2 separate regions of the Homo sapiens genome follow, and region 2 is linked to region 1. Evidence: read pairs that join two places in POLR2A ChIA-PET (ENCODE). Cell type or tissue: Panc1. All regions are shown on one strand.

What was found. ChIA-PET counts read pairs that join two places held together with the same protein. Peaks named below come from ENCODE experiments on the same cell type or tissue, not always from the same donor. Only the 100,000 strongest peaks of a DNase experiment are listed, where the experiment ranks them.
Region 2: POLR2A ChIA-PET joins it to region 1 with 5 read pairs; 2 of 35 experiments call an interaction of 5 or more read pairs at or near these places.

Annotation. Positions count from the first base shown.
Region 1 is chr17:81,820,956-81,825,955 of GRCh38, reverse strand. MCRIP1 (MAPK regulated corepressor interacting protein 1) reads left to right here. Exons shown (of 5, transcript NM_207368.5): 2 at 1,402-1,457; 3 at 1,551-1,669; 4 at 2,443-2,544; 5 at 2,645-3,595. The coding sequence starts at 1,450. The coding sequence ends at 2,709. Among named protein-coding and RNA genes, the nearest start is that of MCRIP1, 9.8 kb to the left of the region's middle. RefSeq lists enhancers at 1-4, 3,869-4,163 and a silencer at 1,675-1,898. In Panc1, a CTCF peak has its summit at 4,029 (motif pointing left); no DNase peak of the experiment used is centred here; H3K27ac peaks cover 219 bases.
Region 2 is chr17:82,262,212-82,267,211 of GRCh38, reverse strand. It overlaps CSNK1D (casein kinase 1 delta), which reads left to right. Exons shown (of 9, transcript NM_001893.6): 2 at 1,416-1,526. Among named protein-coding and RNA genes, the nearest start is that of CSNK1D, 9.0 kb to the left of the region's middle. RefSeq lists an enhancer at 796-1,527. In Panc1, no CTCF peak of the experiment used is centred here; no DNase peak of the experiment used is centred here; H3K27ac peaks cover 127 bases.

The DNA.
Region 1 (5,000 bases):
CCTGTTACCTGAGCTCTGCCTTTCTCTGTAACGGGAGCTTCCCAGCAGGCAGCATGTCCCTGTGGGACCCTCAACCCAAACAGGCCTTTCCCTCCGTGCTCTGGTGTTCGTGGGCTGGAGTCCCTGGCAGGAGGACTGGGCAGAGAGACCCCAGAGTCCAAGAAAGGAGAGGTGACTTTGTGAGCAAACTGGGTGCTGCCGTGGGTGGGGAGCCCCTGGCCCTTTTTGGACCTCACTCCTGGCCTGGGATGGGGCACAGAGTTCCAGGGCTGGGAGCTGGTTTTCTGCTCTTTGCTGGTTTTGCCCTTGAGCCGTGGGATTCTTATCACGTGGTGTTTGAGGGCTGGACCATTGACATGAGGCGGAATGAGCCAGAGAGGACTCGAAGCCTCAGTGCTCCTGGCCCTCTGTGAGGGCTGCAGCCGTGTGCCCTGGAGTATCTGCAGCCTTGGGCCTCTGGGTGGGCAGGGGAGTTGCTTGTGCTCAAAGCCCCCTCCTGGGAATCCTGGGACTCCCCTCCCCCAGAACCTGGAGTTGCCCCCTCTGGAGCAGGGCAGGCTGGAGACCAGCCCTGTCAGCTTCCCCACCTTGGGGTTGTGTGTCCTCAGCTGGAGTGGGGACACTGTCCAGCCTGCCAGTGTGAGCGTCTGAGCCTCAAAATAGACTCCATTTTTCCAGAGCCGTGGATTCCCCTGGGCTGGGAGGCCATAAACGGGCGGCAGCCCAGGGTCTTGGTCACCAGGTCAGGCCCAGCAGCTTCCTCCAGGGCCACCCCCTCTGCCCACCAGGGGAGCTGGAGTTTGGTTCCATCTCCAGGGTACTGATGTGGCTCATGCTCTAGGGAACCAGGAAGCTGGACCTGGGTAGGTGCCGGGGAGCTGGGATCACCTTTAGGAAGCTCATCCCCGTTTTACAGAAAGGAAATCAAGGCTCAGCAGAAGCCGTGTGCCCAGCCCTGCACCAGGGAGAGCAGGGTCAGTTAGCTGAGGGGCTGCAGGCCCTCTGCTGCAGTGAGAGGCAGCTGGACATCAGAGATGCTGACGGCCCCACCAGCCCACGTGGGGAGGGGCTCTGGCCACAGTGCTCCCGGTGCTGGGGCTGAGGCCTCCACGTCTGAGCCTGAGACGTGGAGGATCAAGGCCGCTGAGCGGGCTTGATCGCTTCAAGTTGTGTGTGTGTCTGGCTCGTCTGGCCAGCTCTCTGCTACCTCGTAGGGTTGCCTGGAGCCCACTGGCTGCCTGTGGCTGGACCCCAGCCTGTGGGGGACACCCTGGTAGGCAGAGGGACCATGCACTTTGTTCACATCTGAAGGGAGGAGGCAGGTGTGCCCTGCGCCTCCCCCTCCTTCTGTGCTGGAGAGGGTGGCCCTGCGTCCCATGCCTGCGCTGGCTTCTGTTTCAGAGGCTGAGGGGATCTGGCGGTGGAGCGCTAGGATCAGACGCCCCCGCGATGACCAGGTGGGTCTCAGGCAGGTGGGCTGGTCTCCACCGGGGCGGGTTGTGGGCTCCCACCCTGCTGTGTGCCCTGTCTCATGCGCCAGGCTCCCCCAGCTCCCCCGTCTCCAGAGTCGTGTACAACGGCAAGAGGACCAGCAGCCCCCGCTCCCCACCCAGCAGCAGCGAGATCTTCACCCCAGCCCACGAGGAGAACGTCCGCTTCATTTACGAAGGTGGGTGCGCCTGCCACACACAGCTCCTGCCCTGTCCTTGACGGAGTCAGCTCTGCCCCCAGCCCAGGACCCACGCTCCGAGGAACCTCCTGCGGCCCCTGCCCCTGCCCCTCCAGGGCACAGATAGCCCCATCACTGTGTCCACAGCCTTCAGGGCCCAGGCGGGTAGGGGTGGCCGAGGGGACCTTGTGTAGAGAGGAGACCTGGTTCTGATCATGGGGGGAGCCCGGGAGGAGGGGCTGGGGGTGGGCCATGCCACAGATAGAGGCCGCACTGGGAGCCAGTCATCCATGCTAGCAGCACTGGAGGAGTTTGCTGGGGAAAGGGAGGGGCCTTTGAAGACAGACAGGCACGCATCCAGCCATGAACGGGCGTGTTGCAGAAGTGGCCGGGAGGTGGTTGTCTGGGATTAGGGGAGTGTGCCGTGTGCTGGGGCCGGGGAGGTGCGTGGATGAGGTGGGAAAGATAGAGGCCTAGCTGAGGAGGATGCGCTGCCTCCGAGGCGCAGGGAAGCCTGGGGTAGGGTCATAGGGGTCCCTCTGACCACAGTCCTGGTCATCTTGCGGGGAAGGGACAGGCCTGCCAGAGGAGCGGGGACGGGGTCTGCAGGTGAGTGAGGCTGGGGTGGGCAGAGGGCTGTGGGGGAGCATGGAGGACACTTCTGAGGGAGAAGAGGATCTGGGAGGGCAGGAGCTGAGGGCAGGCACTCTCGTGACGTGGATGCCACCCCCTGGGGCAGGGGGCCCTGAGCACACCACTCTCTGCCTCTGCAGCCTGGCAGGGTGTGGAGCGAGACCTGCGAGGCCAGGTGCCGGGTGGCGAGCGGGGCCTGGTGGAGGAGTATGTGGAGAAGGTCCCTAACCCCAGCCTGAAGAGTGAGTGGGGGCTGACCTGGGGGCAGGGCTGGGCCGGCAGGCCGGGCCTCATGGGCAGGAGGGGCCTGTGCCCACCACCTACCGCGTTGTCCCCTGGCAGCCTTCAAGCCCATCGACCTGAGTGACCTGAAGCGCCGGAGCACGCAGGATGCCAAGAAGTCCTAGAGCGCCCGGTGCCCCTCCCCGGCCTCCGGAAGATCAGGGTGCGAGGTGTCGGTTCCCTCCTGTCCTGTGGTCCTGCCCCTGGGATGGGGGTGCCTTGCTCCAGCGGGCTGCAGATCCCAGCACTGGCGTGACTGACGGCTGAGGCCTGCCTCTCCTTCCCAAGCCCCCTTCCTTCATCCTTGGGGGTCTCAGGCTGCCCCCATCATGGGGGTCTGGGCCCTGCCCACCCTCCTGCCCTCCCCCAGCCACCTGGCTGCATTTTTGAAGCTGCCTGGCCCCCAGGGGCCCTGACCTGACCTCTCTCCTCTCCCCTCACCCTCCTGCCCCTGGCCACTGCAGGATCAGGAGGGGAGAAGAAGGAGCCTCTGCTGCCTCCCAGGCTGCTGGGACTGGGCTGGTTTTGTCCTTGAAGTGGTCAGGATACAGGACAAGGGCAGCCCCACCCCATCCAGCCTGGGCTCCCCGCAGACCCTTGCTGCTCCCGTGGCCTGGACACGCTGGGGAGCTTCTCACACCTACCCCTACCGTCCAGCCTGGCCTCTTCCCTGAATCAGCTTCAAGATGGCACCAGCTCTTTGGGCCTAGGATACTGCCGGGCCCCCCAAGGGGGTCCCCAGCAACCAGGCCTGGCCTCCTGGTGTCTGCGGTCACAGTGGCCCCTGGGCAGGGGCACCCAGGCTGACCCTGAGGTGCTGCTGCTGGGTCTGTCTTGGCTCTGGGGTGTGCTGGGAGGGTCACCAGGTCCCTTTTCCTTCCTGTGCCCTCTGAAAGCTAAGTGTCTGTGTGGCTGTGGAGCTCGAGGGTCTGTGAATAAAGGCGGCGGCACTGGGCGTGGCCTCTTGGTGGTCTGTCAGGCCTCTGCCCCTGCGGCACACATGCACAGCCAGCTCCCGGGCAGGGCTGGAAACCCCAGATCATGGCGAAGGCTTCTCAAGCCCAGAAATTCTCAGTCTAAGCCACTGGGCGTGCTCAGGTCTCCTAGGGCAGGTGGTGGCAGGGAGGGCATTCTGGAGGGAGAGGCTGGGCTGCCTGATATCACTACCCTTGTTCTGCCACAGGGGCTGCCCAGGGGGCCGCAGAGGTAGTAGGCACCACCCTGAACCCACCCTCTGGGGCACTGTGGCCCCTCTAGGAGCTGGCTCCTCCCCTGTCCAGAAGAAGGGGGTGCCGCTGGGCCCAGGAGAGAGCCACGTGCACTTGACCTTCAAACCTGCAAGCTGCCCTGGCAGGCCAGACAGGGAGCTCTATTCCTGTTCCTGTTGGAAGCGAAACCAGAATTTATTCCAGGAACACGCTTTCCCAGAAGAGTGGCCCCACAGGCGCCTCCTGGTGGGTGGGCTGGTGCAGGAGATGCTGGCGCAGGGCTGGCCTCCCCGGGGAGGAGGAGCAGGGGAGGGTGTTCCAGTAATAAACCAGCCCAGCTGCCGCCTGGCAGCCAGTGTGCACAGCAGTACCCAGCCCCGAGCCAACTCCCTGTAAACACACGGCCTTACCTGGCCCCCATGGGGCCTGTGAGTCCTTCGAGGAGCGTTTCGAGTGCCCACCAGGCTAGGGTGACCCAGGCTGCCTCCCCCTGTTGAGCCGATGCAGCCTGGGGAACACCACCACGGGGATGAGGGGCGGGCGGCTCACAGCGGTCCTCATGCCATGTGCCTTCCACTCACCGAGCCTCTTGGGGACAAGGCCCTGCCCTGTGCACCTTCTGTACAGTGGTAGCTGCAAGGGCCAGCAGAGGTCCTGCAGTGGGGGGCCCACTCAAACATGGGGTTCCCAGATTCCCAGGAGGAGGAGGGGTGGGCTTGAGCCCTGGCCAGGCCATTGCTACACCGTGGCTGTGAGCAGGTTGGAGTCAGCCTTGGTTTCTTCAGGTGGTGATGACTACATCATGGGTGGCGCAGTGCTTGGTGCTGCTACCCCCACGAGTCACCGTGTGGGTGCACTTGACAAGGTGCTGAGCCTCACACAGCAAGCGCGACCCTCAGCCTTCGGTGGGGAGTCTGGGCTCTGCAGTCTGGGGCCTGGCACACGGCCAGCCTGCCTCAATTTACCCCTCTGGGTTTTCTGGTTTTTGGTGTTTTTGTTTGTTTGTTTGTTTGTTTTTGAGACGGAGTCTTGCTCTGTCACCCAGGCTGGAGTGCAATGGTGTGAGCTTGGCTTACTGCAACCTCCACCTCCTGGGTTCAAGCGATTCTCCTGCCTCAACCTCCCGAGTAGCTGAGACTACAGGCGAGCGCCACCATGCCCGGCTGACTTTTTGTATTTTTAGTAGAGACAGGGTTTCACCGTGTTAG
Region 2 (5,000 bases), 440 kb before region 1:
CTAGCCAAGTTGCTTTGCCCAGCACCACAGTCTCTCAGGGAAGGAAGTCTCCCAGGGCTTTGTCTGGGCTGCTGAAGCTAGTGTGAATTCTTTTCCACATAGCCACGCTGTTGGGAAGGATCCAGTGTCCTTTTTTTTTTTTTTTTTTTTTTGAGACGGTGTCTCGCTCTGTCACCCAGGCTGGAGTGCAGTGGCGCGATCTCGGCTCACTGCAAGCTCCGCCTCCCAGGTTCACGCCATTCTCCTGCCTCAGGCTCCCAAGTAGCTGGGACCACAGGTACCCACCACCATGCCCAGCTAATTTTTTGTATTTTTAGTAGAGATGGGGTTTCACCGTGTTAGCCAGGATGGTCTCAATCTCCTGACCTTGTGATCCGCCCGCCTTGGCCTCCCAAAGTGCTGGGATTACAGGCGTGAGCCACCGCGCCCGGCCGATTCCAGTGTCTTATACTCTGAAGGGACTCGTGAGGGAAGAGGAGAGAGCTGGGTATGTACTGTGTGCAGCTTCTTTTTCTCTCCTGTTCGGTTAAAGCTCCTTGGATGCCTCATGCAGTGGATTTGGGGAAGGCTTTGGGCCAGATTCAAACTCAGGAGCATTTGTGGGTGAACCTGAGAGGGATGGTGGTTGTCACATTTGTCATTTATTGGAGTAAAGCAGAGATGGAACATTTCTAGATAAAAAGTGTAATTTTGCCTCCAAACTCATAGTCCGATCGTCATGGTATTAGATGTGTCATTGGTTTTAGCCATAGACTGATGAAAGATGTGTGACCGGTGCGTGTTGGTAGGTGGTACATTTAGGGCGTTGAAAACAGGCGATTCTTCTGGCTTTGTGTCCCCAGGAAGGGAGAAGGGCCTCCCTCCGCCTGGTGGAGGGTGTTTGCCTGCAATAGGTTGGCTAGAGATGACTCCCGCTGCCTGTGATGCCAGGCCTGGGTGGACTGGGACTGTGGCTATTGGGTAAAAACCTAGCCCTTCCTCAGGGGGAAACTCAAACCACCCCCTCGGAGGCCTATCAGGCAGCATGGAGAAAAGGGAATGGCACCGTGGAGCTCTACCACAGGCTGTCTGGGGCGGGCAAGTGCAGGGGCCTTGGGCAGGGCTGATGGGAGGATGCAGACCAGAAGGGCCACTGTGGAGAGGGAGCTGCAGCACCTGAAGACTGGTGGGCGGGTGATGGAAGCCACATAAACTTTCTGTGCAGTTCAAATTCGTCCTGTTGTGAAAATGGGAATATGGATAACTTCCCCCAGAGATGTGTCAGCCGATTAGCCCGCCTTACTATGCTAGGAAGGAGAACACATCCCTCACTTGGTCCTTCATGGAAAACACATAGTGCTTGTTGTTTCTCCAGCATGTTGGGTTATTTGGTGGATACCAGGTAATTCCTGTTGTGGTTTTCTTTCTTTGCCAAGGTACGGACATTGCTGCAGGAGAAGAGGTTGCCATCAAGCTTGAATGTGTCAAAACCAAACACCCTCAGCTCCACATTGAGAGCAAAATCTACAAGATGATGCAGGGAGGAGGTAGGTCTTTACCAGTCACAGAGCAACACCAGGGTTCTGTTTGACAAGGGAGAACAGCAACTCAGCATTGCTGGTTAAAATAAACCCAAAACTGGTTCTGGGCAAAAGGGAGGGAAGTGTTCTCCACACCCTGACAAAGCAGTCACAGCTTCCTTCAGAGAGTCTTGGGTCCAGAGACCCTCCCTCAACACAAAGAAACATCTTATGGGCCGGGCATGGTGGCTCACGCCTGGAATCCCAGCACTTTGGGAGGCCAAGATGGGTGGATCATTTGAGGTCAGTAGTTTGAGACTAGCCTGGCCAACGTAGTGAAACCCCGTCTCTACTAAAAATACAAAAATTAGCCAAGTGTGATGGCGTGCACCTGTAATCCCAGCTGTTTGGGAGGCTGAGGCAGGAGAATCGCCTGAGTCTGGGAGGCAGAGGTTGCGGTGAGCCGAGATCACGCCACTGCACTCCAGCCTGGGCGACAGAGTGAGACCCTGTCCCCCCCAAAAAAAAAAAAAATCTTATACCATCTTGTCCTTTTGTTTAAATTTTGCTTCATATTGGGTCATGGTTTCTGAAATCAAGAGTGTGTGTGAATAGGCCAGACGCAGTGGCTCACACCTGTAATCCCAGCACTTTGGGAGGCCGAGGCAGGCGGATCACGAGGTCAGGAGCTCGAGACCATCCTGGCTAACACAGTGAAACCCCGTCTCTACTAAAAATACAAAAAAAGTTAGCCGTTCGTGGTGGCGGGCGCCTGTAGTCCCAGCTACTTGGGAGGCTGAGGCAGGAGAATGGCGTGAACCCGGGAGGCAGAGCTTGCAGTGAGCCCAGATAGCGCCACTGCAGTCCAGCCTGGATGAAAGAGCGAGACTCCGTCTCAAAAAAAAAAAAAAAAAAGATTTTGTGTGAATTTCAATGCATGCTCCCCGTGGTGTCGTGTGCCCCTCAGTGGTCACTGGAGCTGTTGCCAGTGGCACGTGTGTTGCTCAGTGGGGCCTTCCTGATGTGTGATCCCTGAGTGAGGCCTCTGCTCCTTCGCATGCTTTGCTTATAGCTTGGGGGAAGTCCCTTCATACTCTCTGGGCTCGTTTTCTCCGAGCAAAACAAGGGTTTTGAACTTGGCGACCATCATGACCTCTTCCAGCTCAGTTACTGTCCCAGTTCTGCGAGCCCTCAGCCCAGGGCCTTAGGTACCTGGTGTTCCACGGTGGGCCAGGTGTGGAGCAGAGCGCTCCTGTCCTCCCCTCAGAGTCCAGCTCTTGCGAGTTCCCTGGACTTTCAAACAGTTGGGCTGATGGAGCAGGAGGGTATTCTCTGCGGGGATTTCAGAGCCATGAAGCGTGTGTCTCAACAGCAGAGCTTCGGTCTGGCAGGAGCCCTCTTTGGGAACAGAGCTTTTTGTCTGAAGAGTGGCTGTGCCACGTCTGTGGAGCCCTCCCAGTGAGAAGGCTCCGCGGCACATTTGTAGGTGGATGGTTGGGTGAGTCCCCTTGGGCAACTGGCCAAAGGAAAACCTGTTCAGGGCCTCTGTTAGCCCTTTTGTCACGGGAAAGGGAGGACTGTTGATTTGATTCTTTGACATCTTTTCTCAGCACAAGCACGTAATCTGTGCTACTACAAGAAACCGACGTTTCTAAGTTTATGTGACACAAAATATCTTTGGCAGCACCTGTGGTCCTGGGGAACCCGTTACAGAGAGGGGCACCCAGTGTGTCCCATCACGGGCCTCACGTGACCAGAGGAGGCCACAGGAATGAAAAATCCCATCACCAACCCAGGGAAAGCTCAGCAGAGACTCCGCCCTGGGAGCCTGTCTGGCGGCCCTTGGTGGTGGACTGGCTTCTCAAGGGCCTGGAGCCTGCATTGCCTTGAAGGTGTGACGAGCCAATAGAGCAGGGTGGTGCGGGGTGTGGCCTTGGCCTGCGGGAGCCTGGTGCTGGGGTCAAGTAAAACCTGCAAGCTTAAAAACACCTTAAGTTTTTACGAGAGATGTCTCCAGGAGAACTTGCAAGCCAGGGGTACACAAGGGCAAAGGGAAGAAAGCCAGTCCTTAGAAGCCCGGGATGGTCACTGGGGAAGCCAACCCTGAACCAAAAAGTGCTACGTGGTTCCGGACAGGACTTCTCCACTCGGCACTAGTGCCATTTGTAGTGGTGCGTTCTCTGCATGGTAGATGTTGGCAGCACCCCTGCCCCTAGTTGTGATACTCAAAACTTTCTTCAGACAGTGCTGAAGGCCCCTGGCAGGCAAAGTTGCTTCCCCTGTGGCCGCTGGCTTAAGAGAGTAAAGAAGCCTGCACCTTCATGTTCCTGCCCATGGCACCTTCTCTAGGATCCTGGAAACCAAATAGGATTTCAGAAATGGTTTTTCTCCCATTTGGGCTTCGAGCGCATTGCCATGTCCCTGACCATTCCAAAATGTAGGTCAGGTCTTCTGTGTTAAATGCACAGACACCTGGTGGATACTGTCAAGGTTTTGGTTTTTGTTTTTGTTTTTTGTTTTTTGTTTTTGTTTGGAGACAGAGTCTCACTCCGTTGCCCAGGATGGAGTGCAATGGCGCAATCTTGGCCCACTGCAACCTCCGCCTCCTGGGTTCAGGCCATTCTCCTGCCTCAGCCTCTGGAGTAGCTGGGATTACAGGCATGAGCCACCCTGCCTGGCTAATTTTTGTATTTTTAGTAGAGATAGGGCTTCACCACGTTGGCCAGGCTGGTTTTGAACTCCTGATCTCAGGCGATCTGCCCACCTTGGCCTCCCAAAGTGCTGGGATTATAGGCGTGAGCCATCGCGCCCGTCAGATACTGTAAAGATCTAAAGATCTGCATTTTAGAAAACAAATGATGTCCGAGAAGGCAAAAGGCCTAATTCTGGTGGTGGTTCTTGAATTCACTTTGAGACTAAACCGGGGAGTTGACAAATAATGGGAAGAAATTGTTTCATCCAGAAGCCACCAGATCTTGCCACTGCCATTCTTGTGCAGTGTCTGCTATGGATGATGCAGATTGTCCCCTTGTGCAGATTGTCCTGTTATGGGTGGTACAGATTGTCCCCTTGTGCAGTGTTTGCTGTGGGTGGTCCAGATTGTCCTGCTATCTCTGAAAAAAAGGGCAGCAAGCACCACTCATTGCGGTTTTCCTTCCTTTCACGTGAAAGTCAAGTGGTGGTGCCAGGTTCTGATCTTTACGTTTGCTTGATGGATGCTGCCTTCCAGGAGAAAGCTCCACAGCGAGTGCATTCTGTTCTCTGCAGCTTGGGAAGAATGAGCCTTAAAAACACACTGGTCACTGCCCATAGCAGCCCTGGGCAGTGGGTACTGAGCTCTTCAGCCTTATGTTGCAAATGAGGAAACTGGGTTTAGAAGGCTGTGTAACTTCACAGAGGACAGACTTGAACTTGGGCATTCTAGCCCCCCAGGCTACTGCTGAAGCAGCTGTCTGCTCCCAGAGAAGGAAATGGCGGCCACCCTACGTGGCCTTCAGCTGT